Linked DNA regions of Homo sapiens: all the other regions are linked to region 3. The links are chromatin contacts, found by Hi-C or POLR2A ChIA-PET in ENCODE. All regions are on one chromosome and are shown on one strand. The core of a region is the stretch at or near the end of the contact, and the rest is flanking DNA. Distances in the headings are between cores, read along the strand shown. Region 1 overlaps QTMAN (queuosine-tRNA mannosyltransferase). Region 2 overlaps QTMAN (queuosine-tRNA mannosyltransferase). Region 3 has its middle 530 kb from the start of LINC01966.

Evidence for each region. A loop is a pair of places that touch in the nucleus more often than their neighbours do. ChIA-PET counts read pairs that join two places held with the same protein, here RNA polymerase II (POLR2A). Pooled maps may share reads with other maps.
Region 1: a pooled map shows a loop between it and region 3 (4-fold over the local background). The contact joins two enhancer-like sites. A Hi-C loop is called at or near these places in 1 of 50 pooled maps. POLR2A ChIA-PET finds 5 or more read pairs at or near these places in 2 of 52 experiments (OCI-LY7 and activated CD4-positive, alpha-beta T cell).
Region 2: a loop to region 3 is called in a pooled map, with 5 times the contacts of the local background. The contact joins two enhancer-like sites. A Hi-C loop is called at or near these places in 1 of 37 single-sample maps with no recorded cell type and 1 of 50 pooled maps. POLR2A ChIA-PET finds 5 or more read pairs at or near these places in 1 of 52 experiments (Panc1).

What each region holds. Positions count from the first base shown.
Region 1 is chr2:144,266,035-144,270,598 of GRCh38, forward strand. All of the region lies in intron 1 of QTMAN (queuosine-tRNA mannosyltransferase), which reads right to left. Among named protein-coding and RNA genes, the nearest start is that of QTMAN, 64 kb to the right of the region's middle. RefSeq lists an enhancer at 1,845-2,627. Within about 2 kb of position 1,322, at least 2 of the 41 ENCODE cell types and tissues checked have a DNase peak (open chromatin) inside an H3K27ac peak, as active enhancers do.
Region 2 is chr2:144,214,127-144,218,221 of GRCh38, forward strand. The region is part of intron 2 of QTMAN (queuosine-tRNA mannosyltransferase); the gene reads right to left. Among named protein-coding and RNA genes, the nearest start is that of QTMAN, 120 kb to the right of the region's middle. Within about 2 kb of position 2,310, at least 2 of the 41 ENCODE cell types and tissues checked have a DNase peak (open chromatin) inside an H3K27ac peak, as active enhancers do.
Region 3 is chr2:145,409,422-145,413,513 of GRCh38, forward strand. No RefSeq gene overlaps it. Among named protein-coding and RNA genes, the nearest start is that of LINC01966, 530 kb to the left of the region's middle. RefSeq lists an enhancer at 2,819-2,978. Within about 2 kb of position 2,215, at least 3 of the 41 ENCODE cell types and tissues checked have a DNase peak (open chromatin) inside an H3K27ac peak, as active enhancers do.

The sequences.
Region 1 (4,564 bases), core at 72-2,571, 1.1 Mb before region 3:
GAATACGTAAAGAATTTGAGGTGAAATAATTCTATAAAGGGAGAAAATAACCAGCTAAGAAAGTGAGAAAGTAGGACTAGATGAGGTCATTGTGAGAAGAGAACAAGGTCAAGAGCAGAGTTCACTGTGGAGGGTTACTGGAGAAAATGATGGAAAGGAAACTTATGAACAAATTACTGAAGATACTAGAAGGTTAATAAAGGGGTGTAAATAGGATTAAGTAGCAAAATGAAGAAATAGTAAGTTCTTAGAAAGAGGGGTAACATCCAGAATTTGAAAAATGGCAAAAAGTGGTTGTAAAAAAGAATCAGAGCTTGGGAGCCAGGGTGGAAATCACTACCCCACAGCCCCATCACACTTAATGACTAGCAAGTTATTTAACTTCTGTAAGCCTCAATTTCCTTATCCATAAAATTTTCTTTACCTATAGATACAACAATATCTACTTTGCATGGTAGTTTTGAAGATTAGATGATATCTAGATCAGTGACTGAGACATTGTACCAATCGATAGTAGCTGCTACTGTGATTGGTTTTACAAACATTAATCTAGCAATGTAAGTAAAGTGAATTAAAGGAGGACTGGAAGTTGAAACATCTCTTAAGAGGAAACTGCAACAGTCACTTGCTTTGGGCACAGGTATAATCTTAAATTCACTTTACCTTGGCCTTAGTAATGGCTTTACCCTTAACCAGCAATGATAACTCAGGCAAGTCACTACTACTTTCGGTACATATGTCCCCATCTGCAGACTTATTTAATAAACTCTGACCTTCCTACTTCACAAATTTGTTGTATGGGTTATTTTAAATCAAGAAAAAAATACATTTGTAAGTGTTTCACAAACTATAAAGTACTTTGGGGAAAAGAAAGAAATGAAGAACATGGGGCAATTTTAGGAAACATTTTCAGGAAAGGCTCAAGGACATTAGAGGTATTGGAAGGTAAGGGACACAGCATAAAGGACACCACACTAAAAATGTCAAGGTATTAAGAGAATGCTTCTTTAAAAGAAATGCAGATATTTAGAGGAAAAAAAAATAATCTGAAGGAGATGATTTGGGATCTATTCTAAGATGAAAGTGCAGGACTAGAGTTTAGGTGATAGGCAATGATGTGAAATAGAACTCTGAGAATCACCGGCAATACCCATCAGAGTGTGAGAATTATGATTTATCTGTGATACAAATGCTAAACAAGAAGAACTAAAGTTATTATAAGATTCAAAATGGAATAAGTAAACGCCTAGCAAAGGAAAAGTACAAACCCACCCTAACACCTCAGAGACAGGTATTACAGGAAGAAGAGTAGGCAGCAGAGACTTCAAAGGAAAGTGCTCATGTAGCTGAAAAGCCAAGGTCATGTGACATTAGCATGTCAAGGAGATTGAGAACTGAGAAAAATAACCCTCTACATTTGGCTAGATGTGGTCACCAGTGACCTTCACGAGTGCAGTTCCAGTACAGAGGTGGGACAAAAGCCAGATTGCAAGGAGTTAATCATAATTCTATGATCCTAACACAAAAAAGCAGTTGCCAGTAAACTGAAGGTGAAATTCACAGATAAGAGAAAAGCACATTTAATAATTGAAAGGGGACAAACTTTATCTCAAGAAAGCTTCTTAGGATTTTTAACACTTCCACAGGAGAAATAGGACTTAGGTTTTTAAAAATCTCCTGAAAGTTATATTTAAGTAGTAAAACAGATGAAAATTTTCCTGCAACTGAAAGACAAAAAGAGAGAGAGGTGAGTTAGCCCTAATAGCGATCTAAACTTTTGATTACAATTCATTCACATGCTCTAAATAGGTATTTCAATACATTATACTTAATAACAACTGTAGTGCTATGGACTGAGTGTTTCTGTCTCCCAAAATTCCTATGTTAAAGCCTTATCCCCAGTGTGATGGTATTTGAAGGTGGGGCCAATGGGAGGTGATACAGTTTGAATATTAGTTCCCTCTAAACATCATGTTGAAATTTGATTTCCAATATTGGTAGTATTGGAGGTGTTGCAGGTGGGGCCTGATGGGAGGAGTTTGGATCAGGAAATCAGATCCCTCATGAATGGCTTGGGGGTGGCCATTCTCATGGTAATGAGTGAGTTCTCATTCTATAAATTCCCCACAAGAACTGATTGTTACAAACAGCCTAATGGTTTCCTCCCTTCTCTCTTCCTCCCTCTAATGCCTGCTCCCTTTCTTCTGCCATGAATGGTAGTTCCCTGAAGCCCTCACCAGAAGCAGATGCTGGTGCCATGTTTCTTGTACAGCCTGCAGAACCGTGGGCCAAATAAACCTCATTTCTTTCTAAATTACCCAGGCTCAGGTATTCCCTTATAGCAATGCACAATAGACTAAGGCAGGAGTATTTAAGATTTGAGGGAGGAGCCCTCATGAATGGGGCTAGTGCCCTTATAAAAGATGCCAAAGAATTTCCTTCCTCTCTGCTCTCTATGTGGCAATACAATGAGAAGGTGGCCATCTGCTAACCAGGAAGCAAGCCCTCACCAGACAAAGGATCTGCTAGCACTTTGATCTTGGATTTCCCAGTCTCCAGAACTGTAAGAAATAAATATCTGTTGTTTAAACCACCCAGTTGAGGATGTATTTGTTATAACAGCCTAAACTGACCAAAAAATACAGGCAAACCAAGGTATCCTTTGTGTGAATAAATTACATATTACTAAAAAGAGCAGTTAAATAACATTGCTATGTTATAATTATTAAGTAAACATTCCTTTCTAATGGCCCCAAATTTCCATTTTTTTTTGTTTTTTGACTCTCGCTCTGTCACCCAGGCTGGAGTGCAATGGCACGATCTCGGCTCACTGCAACCTCCACCTCCCAGGTTCAAGCGATCCTTCTGCCCCAGCCTCCCGAGTAGCTGGGATTACAGGCACCTGCCATCATGCCCACCTAATTTTTGTATTTTTGTAGAGATGAGGTTTCATCATGTTGGCCAGGGTGGTCCCGATCTCCTGACCTCAGGTGATCTGCCCGCCTCAGCCTCCCCAAGTGCTGGGATCACAGGCAGGAGCCACTGCACTCGGCCCCCAAGTTTCCATTTCTTAAAGCCTATATAAATCTACGTAAGATGTTACAAATGTCTTTTTGAGATTCCATTCATAATATACGCTAACTGATATTTGATTTAAATAAGTATTCACCGTTACTTTTAATTCATTTAAAAGTAAAATATAATCCCAAAAAATCATTTTTAAATAATAATAATTCTAAAAACCATAATGGGAGAAGCTGAGTAAAACTCCCCCAAGAATCTTAAGGGTCCTAGGATGTTGCTTGATGCAGTTCTTCAAAAGAAAAGAGGAGAGAAAGAGATTCTGCTTGTACCTCAATTGCCAAAACTTTTGTCCTAATTTCACAACTGTGAATGATATCGTTAATTTTTAACTTTTTTTATTTTTTGCATAGTAAAATGTTACACCAAAGAAATAATATATAAATACAGACATAATCCAAAAATATCATTTGGGTCAAGTTTTATCCTTCTCACCCCAAAAATCTATGGTCAAAGATACCAATTATAACTGATTTTATACAGTTGGTTCTTTTTTGCTTTCCAAGATATGGAAGGGGTTCTAATGAAACATTCCAAAATAAAATGACCTAAGAAAAAAATACAACGGGCCAGAAAAATCCAAATTTCCCTGATTCTGACTAAGATCCAGAAGGAAAGAACACTAAACTAGAAATTAGAAGCTCTAGTTTTAGTCCAGTCCACATGGAAAAACCCCATTTAATTACTATGCTATCCAACTTCCTCATTTAGTAAAAAAAAAAAACTCACCTATTCCACCTACTTCCAAAACCGTTATAATCATAAAATATAACAGCATATATAAGAAATATAAATTACATTTGTAACGCATTATAATACTAAGAGAGCTTCACAAATATAAGGCAATAACTATTGATCATTATTTTATAGTTTAGATGGGTTATTTTAATTAATCTATATACTATAAGCTTAACAGATTTTTTAATATTATAATACCACATTTTATTATTTCAATTATTCTCTGAACTCTAATGGACATATTTAGTTGTGAATGTCTATATAGTAAAATGTTGATTATCCAGTCAGTTAGGATTTCTACATTGTTTAGAAGGTGGTCTACCAGAAATAGGAATGCTTTTACACTGTTGGTGGGAGTGTAAATTAGTTCAACCACTGTGGAAGACAGTGTGGCAATTCCTCAAGGATCTAGAACCAGAAATACCATTTGACCCAGCAATCCCATTACTGGGTATATACCCAATGGATTTGAAATCATCCAACCGTAAAGATACATGCACACGTATGTTTATTGCAGCATTATTTACAATAGCAAAGACTTGGAACCAACCCAAATGCCCATCAATGATAGACTGGATAAAGAAAACGCGGCACATATAAACCATGGAATACTTTGCAGCCATAAAAAGAATGCGTTAATGTCCTTTGCAGGGACATGGATGAAGCTGGAAACTATCGTTCTCAGCAAACTAACACAGGAACAGAAAACCAAACACTGCATGTTCTCACTCATAAGTGGAAGTTG
Region 2 (4,095 bases), core at 1,060-3,559, 1.2 Mb before region 3:
CCCCTAACAGAATCTATTAAGAGTGTGAAGTAAAAATACATTTTGCTAAACAACTTTCCTCAAAGTAATGTACTACAATCAATTATCATATGGGAAAAAAGAGACAAGATAAATATATTCTACAAAAAAGTTATTTTTTTAAATTCTTCTATAAAAATCAGGCATAGCAAATTCATCTTAACCTCTAAAACCTGAATATAACCTCTAAAAACTGAAATATAATCTGGTATCAAATGCAAAGTAATAATTTTGCAGTCATAAAACTCTATGCACTGAAAATATTCTACATAAATTTAAACAAAGTTTGGCTAATAGAAATGAATCTGCTTCCGGAGCATTAGTCTGAACTGCAGATAACTAACACTTGATGGATACTGATCATTATTCCATTATTTGGTTAGGAGACATACAGTCTAATATTTATGTTGTAGTTGTGTACTACCATATGTACTTAAATAGCAACATTTCGCTTTAATTCTGGGTTCAAACTGACAAAGATGTGGTAAGCTAATAATGTATACCCCCCTCAATGCCATGGATATGCTAATCTCTTCCTCTGATTTTTGTGTCTTGTTGTAGAGACTAAGAACTGAGAATTCATGCATCGAAACCAAGATTTGGTAGGAAAACTCATACGCCATACTTTCTGTGAGAAAATTTAAAGCTATTTTCAAATGTGCTTTTCCAATTATATGAATTGCAATGATCTTTTAAATATATGCTCTTTGCAAAGTTAGCATCTTATATGTATTTGTGATAATTTAATTTTCCCTAAAAAACATTTCTTTTTTTGTTGGTTTGGAATTCAACTTTCTGCTTAAAAGTATCAGTCATGGCTGGGTGCACTGGCTCATGCCTGTAATCCTAGCACTTTGGGAGGCTGAGGTAGGAGAACTGCTTGAACCAAGGAGTTTGAAACCAGCCTGGGCTGTTGTGAGGCTCCATCTCTACAAAAAATTTTAAAAATTAGCTGAGTGTGGTAGTGTGTGCCTATAATGCTAGCTTCTCCAGAGGCTAAGGCAAGAGAATCACTTGAGCCCAGGAGTTTGAAGTTACAGTGAGCCATGATTGTGCTACTGTATTCCAGCCTGAGTGACAGAGTGAGGTCCTGTCTTTATTTTTTAAAAAAAAAAAAATATATATATATACACACACACACACACACACACACATATATATATATACACACACACACACATATATTAGTAACTTATTCCAGGACTTGAATTAGTAAAGTGTCTTGGTTAAAACTCCACAAGCATCAAATGCAAACTCAGCAAATAGTTACTGAGTACTTAGCATGTACTAAGCACGTCATGTACTTGTTTTCAAATATGCACAATTTCCACAAATAACTGGATAAGTATATATTAAAAGTTCAATATATTATTGTGAGGTTATATTCCACATTATATTAAAAAATTACAAGATTTTTCTTTCTGTGAGAAGCTGAGTGGTTTAATTCCACTGACAAAATATTAACCCTCTTTCAATTTTTTAATGCTATTAATTCCATGAATGATTTCAAACTATAAAAGCAGCAATGAATTCGTTCTACTGAATACTACAAATATTTTTAATTTGCCAACATTCACAAATGTGGCAGCATATTTATGAATCAATAGAAAGTTTTGCACTGGAATATCATCTCACCACTCATTTAAAGTATCGCATTGCCCTTTTAAGTAGGTCTCCATGCTACCATACAATCTTGTTCCCACCACACCATTCTCCTTAAGCTAATCACAAATAATCTTTCCAAAATGGAAATGTGACCATAAAATGACATGCTCAAAAACCTTAAATCACCTAAGGGTAAAATCCAAGGCCCAACACATGGCAATTAAGACTCATTTCCTGGCCCCTTCCTTTCTCTTCACTACAGCCACATTTGGCCTTCTCCCACTTCAATTCCTTTTCCCCAACTTCCCCAGACTCTACTTGGTAGCAATACCAAACACCCACACTCCCAGAGCTGTTTTAGACTCTTATAACTTCACACATTTATCTCACCTCCATCAGCCTTCTCTCTCTGTTCAACTAATGAACTTTTGTTAAAATTTCTGCTCATGAATCACCATTTCTATGAAGCCTTTCCCTGAACTCCTCCTAAATATGACTTCCTTTATACTCTGTATAGTAGAATTATACTTGTTTCACTGTAGTCACACGTTCTGCTTCTGCATGCAGCTGTGAAAATCTGAAAACTGGGAGCTATGCTATTATTTTCCTGAAAGTTGTCTCAGGACCTGACACACAGCAGACAAACTAGGTTTTTCTGGAGCTGAAGTGAAAATCAGGGGGACACAGGAAGTTGCTTTCTTCTGCCTTGAAAGTAACACTGGTTTCACTTAACACAGGTTCTCAGCAACAAGTGTCAGACAGCACTGTACTTGATACTAATGATTTCCTATTATTCCTGAAGTCTAAACTAAATCAAGCAGCAAGTATATCTGGACACATTTTATTATGTTCTCTTTCAAATACTGATTCTTTTTTATTGTTGACAGAAGCAGAATTTATGGGAAATAATAATTTTTTCCATATAGATATGTGTTTATTTTAACCTACCAATACAAGAGAAGTAACACCGATTAAAGAGATGGGAGAAACAGAATAAGCAATTGAATTCTAGGCCAAAGTGCATTTAATGGCCTAAGAGAATATTTGTAAATTTCATAAATTTTGAAAATCATCTGCAGTTTCTTATTCTGTTTGATCTATTATCATCCTAGTTTAATTTGAGAAGTGGAAGTAGGATAAGAAGCCAATTCCCTCACCATCAATCTAGAGAGCCCATTCCACATTTAGTAATTAGGCTTTTATTTAACAGAGAAGAAAAAAAGACATTTTTAAATACTTTCTGCCAACAATTATTCTTTTTATAAAAGTTTGACAAGATGAATAATGTATTTCCTTCTCAAAGATGGCTTTTCTCCAGAAGTCTTCCACCTTCTTGAAATGGGCTGTAAACCAGCTCAGTGGGAGAAAACTGGGCTCCCTGACCCATTCGGATACGAATGCCCAAGCAGAGAAGTCAAGGTGTGTTCAGAATAATAGGTGCAAGGAGTGCTGATACCATTGTTGAACCACTTTTCTTTTACAGAATACAAAATATAAAGAATATCGGCATCATAGAGTAAGTGACAGCAAGACTAAAATCCAGGTCTTCCAACTCCATATTCACATGGCATCCCATTATACTTCACTGCAGGCACAGGATACAATATAAGTTAAAAAAAACCCTCCATTTTCTAGTCTTTGAGTTTTAGGATTAAATAAAAATGTTTAATAATTATTAATATTTAAATGATATATATATAACACGGTATATGTTTTATATGCTTGTGGAATATAAATGTCACTATAAATTAATATATTAATTGCATACAATATTTAATAATGCCTCCTCACTTGTAAAACCAAGACATCAATAATATAAGTAACTGAATATCATATAGTGAAATACTTCAATTTTTTTGTTAGAATCTCTTGGGATTCCTCCCAGAGTCCAACATAATCATAACTCCTCTGAAGATATAACCCTTATTCTTTACCCCTCAGCACTGGACAGTCACCTTTTTGATAGAATAATAGGTCTTAAGAACTAGGACTGGAGGGGGAAAAAAAAACAATACTGAAGATTCACATGCCAATAAAGGTTTGGAGTAGAAGGTGAAGAAGTCAGCCACGTAGCCGCATTCAGTCTAGCTCAAAAATTTACTACTGTTACCATCAAGCAAAGTCAAGGTTCTCTTGACAAAACAATCTGTAGTATTTCTGTGTACTTATCACACGTAGGATATATTTATACAAGTAATTATTTAATGTCAATATCTCCACTGGACATTAAGTTCCACGGAGACACTTGACTAGGTCTGTTTTGCTTACCATTGTTATCTCTAGCACTCAGCAAACAGAAAGTGTTCAATAAATGTGTGTTGAGTCAATGAACCGTAAAACCCTTTAGCAATGGCCGTGACGATTTCTTCCTAATTCATTCAAGAGTTGTACTATTATCAGACATAAAAAATTACTTCTTCCTATCACTCATTACTATTTACTCTCATAGGCAGAATTTTATGTACAGATTGT
Region 3 (4,092 bases), core at 965-3,464:
CTTTAAAATGGGAATAATTATTTTGGACCCATCAACCATATAAAGCTAGTCTGTGCAATAATGGGTGTAAAATACTGTTAAAAAATCAAAATATGTTATTTGAATGTGAAGTAATAGTTCATTTTTATTAAAATTAAACAATGTTTTCTTATATGAGTAGTGGCAGTAATAATATTATGAACATACAAGTAACACAACAAGTATTTTAAGCACAATTTAAAAGTAAAGTACATGCTTTTAAACTCTGGAAGTGTATTTTTCAGTATGTGCTATGAAATTATTTTCAAATGATGCAATAATAAAATTTAGTGAAAAGATCTCAGGATTATTTTATTATCTTGTCATTGTACAATTAAAGAAAGTTGGAGGTATAAAAACTAAGTGACTTACTCTAGATGTCAAAATTGCTTATTTACAAGATTGAGACCAGAATCCAGAGATCTTTACATGCCATCCAAGGAGTAAAAATGATTCAGATAGTGAATTTTTCCTGCTTATTTGGTATGTAAAGACTGGTATTTTAAATATTAAATTTCATGTCATGACCTCCTTAGCACATCACTCTCCTAGAGTAACTTACCATGGACAATGGATTGTAAAAATCAATGAAAAACATGAAGATAACTGGTAGAACACAGGTTACACAGCCATTCTTACACAAGTGAAAATGATTTGTTTATAGCTTACTCCTTGGTTTCTTGGAATTTTCTTTTTAAAAAGGCAACAAGTATTTGTACTATCAGTTAGACTTAAAAAAACATTCTTCAGAAAGAGAAAATGTATTTGTGAAATCCATTTAGTAAAGTTGAGTGTTTTGAAGGATGTTGCTGTCATCACTATGGGCCATTTGCTAATTCCCAAGAATGTGTATATAGCAAAATGTCTCTGCCTGAGGCAGTCCCTCCTAATGTTGGAGCCAAATCAGTGGAATGGATTGGATACACATAAATGTTTTGTCACCTTTCTAGTACCGGAGAGCTTAAATTGCTGAATCTTTCATTCCCTTTCGTGGCTGAGAAATGTGTGTTCTTTATTATGAAGGGTTTAGGGATTGCATACTGTGTAATAGCTCAGATGAGTGAAAACAAATTTAAATATCAGCAATGCACTGACTTATACTTTACATGTTGCAAATACTCTTAGAAACAGTATGGGGCCTTATTAAGTTTGAACCTCAGGTCTTTCAACTTCCCTGAGAAAAGAGAACAAATGGTAACTGCATGAGAAAATAAGTAACTAACGTTTGTGATTTCCCACTTCAGCTCAAGCCCAGATATTTTTGTCAGTTGTTAATTACAGTCATATTTCTCTAAAGCATTTTCTTTTTTAAGGATTAAAAAAAGGAGAGAAGAATTTCAAGAAGAAAGGCTACACCATGCGATACAGGTTCACATTTCTCTGAGTGGAGAGGAACGCATTGGGGTGAAGGTGATAGGCAGGGCCACTTGCTGGAGAACGGGGAGCTAGCACTTAGATAGAGTTGATAGAAGTGGAAATCAGACTGGGATAAAGTCAAGAGGTAGGGCTAGATCAAGATTCAAAGCAGAAAATGGCAAGAACTCTGGCTTGACAGTAGGGATGTCACAGGGGAGAGATGAGATGAAAACATGGTGGGATGCAGTTATGTTCATTAGGCCAAGAAAACGTGTTCAATATCAAATTCAGTGCTCTTCTCTTTTTCCAGATACTTGTATACGATTGTTTATTAATTCCCTGTGTCTCTAATATTGTGGATCTTCTTCCTGTAACTCATACAACTAGCAGATTTCTGGCTTAAAGACAGAAAGGAAGGGTAGCATTTTTACATGAGGAGGGATTAAGGCAGAGAGAAGTAAATTAATTGAAGTTCCTATAATTAAATTACTAATGGTATCTGCATTAGGGTCACATTTCCTACCCCTTCATCCTGTATTATTTCTAGAATCTTTACACTGGAATTGACCACAGAGCATTGCACTGGATTTGACCACAGAGGTCATTTAGTCCAGAATTTTATCATTTGGTCCACCTTTCCTTGGAGATTAAACTAATGAGCTGGCATTGCACCCACCCACCTTGGCTTTATCCTGATAATTCCTCTCAGGGTGAGTGGTAGTTCCCATGGAGAACACTAAGCAGGTGGTTTTGTTGCACAGTGAGCCCTGGGCTTCCCTGAAATGCCCTGAAGTGTCAGTTACTGTTTTGATTGCTTTTTCATTTTTCTATCCAGACACTTGTTGACAGGAAACTCTGTGGCCACCATTCATTGCATTTAAGAAATCAAACAACCACAAACTGTCACTGTCACTTTCATTTCCTGTCATCATTCATTTTCTTGAGCTGCTGCTAGTTTATCAGTGTAGCTGGATGTCCCGTGCTCCTGGGCATTGGGGAGGAAAGACTGTAGGTATGTGCAGGTGCTGAAAAAAGATGTGAGAGGAACGCAATAAACACTTGCAGCCTCGCTCCTGGCTTTCCGTTTATGTCATTCACCTGTGGGTTTAGAAACGTTTTCTGTTTCTAGGATCAAATGGAAATCCCAGCCTTATTGCTGTAGGATTTTCTTAATCCTTCCACAGTAGTTAAAGACTCTCCCTAGCTTCACTTTGTTTGTTGTAGCTTGTGTAGGAGTGATGCAAGGCAGGCTTAACTGCTTCCATCAGCAGCTCCAGGAGGAAGTTTTGTGATGGTAAGAATTGGATTTTGTTGTCCTTCACAAGGACCTTTCTCCCAGCTGTTTCTATATAAATGTACGTCTCTATAGCTCAGAGAACTATCAGGAAACAGGTGTTTTTCCATTAATAGCCAAGATGCATCAAAGGAAGGAGAAGGTACAGCAGTATGTGAAAATCAGGTGGTCCACGGTTGAATACTTTGTACACAATAACTAATCACTCAAAGCTTATATCTATTTATAATAAAGTCTATAATTACAAGCCAGGTGGCTGTGGTTAGGAGATTGTGGGGTTTTTGAACAGGTTACTTGACTCGCCATTACAGCTTTAGAGGAGATATGTCCACCTGGGTAGTGGGTGATGTGGCACGTGTTTGCCTATAAACAGCACACATGTGCTCTGCCTTAGCTTCTTTTCAGCTGTCTTCCGAGTCTGTGTGCATCAAAGTTGTATTCTACAAATCTCCTTGCTTACTGGCAAATATAATAGCCAGAAAATTTTACAAAAGTTCTATGGGCTTTGAGTTCAGAAGTTTTGCTATACTTTTTCCTGAAGAATATTATGTACAACTGATATAAATTGGAGTTTGCTGATGCAGTATTTTGAAGTCTAAGATGTCATCTGGCCAGTTGACTCTAACTATGGAGTCTTCATTTTTTCCTTACCATGTGCTTCAGAATTCATAAGAGATGATTTGAATAGTGATATAATGACCATGACATATTGTAAAAGTGAAGTTATGAGTAATTTGTTAATTATTTATTGAGTATCTCTTATAACCAGTGACACTTTTAAGGGCTGTGGGGTATATAAATAAGTGTAGGAGATGGTTCCTCTACTGAAAGAACTCTTTTCTCAACTGGGAAGATATGATTCAAAGAGAAAACGTTGCCGCTACTACGTATTCTATCACTTGCTCAGACAATATGTGCTAAAGGTAGTAAGATATGTGGGATTATTATGCAAGGAGATTGTATTTAAAGCTTCATGAAGAAGGTGAGATTAGAAAGATGAAATTAACAGGTAAAAAGAACAATAAAGGGCATTTGGGTGTGGTGATTGTCTTAGTTTTTTATGGCTGCATAACAAATTATCACAAACTTTGCTGATTAAGATAACACATATTTATTCCTTCTCATTTCTGTAGGTCTGGAGTCTGGCTTCACTGGGACCTCTCCTCCATGCCTCCCAAGGCTGCAAACAAAGTGTCATTTAGGCAGCATTACTCTTTGTAACTCAGGATTCTCTTCCAAACTCACATGGTTGTTGGCAGAATTCAACTCCTTGCAGCTCTATGACTGAAGCTCTTGTTTTCTTGCCAGCTGATGTCCAGGGAGCACTCTCAGCTGCCAGAGGCCTCTCTCAGGTCCTTGCCATATGGCACCCTCCATAGACCTCTTACAACATGGCAACTTCCTTCTTTCAGGCAAGCAGGAGA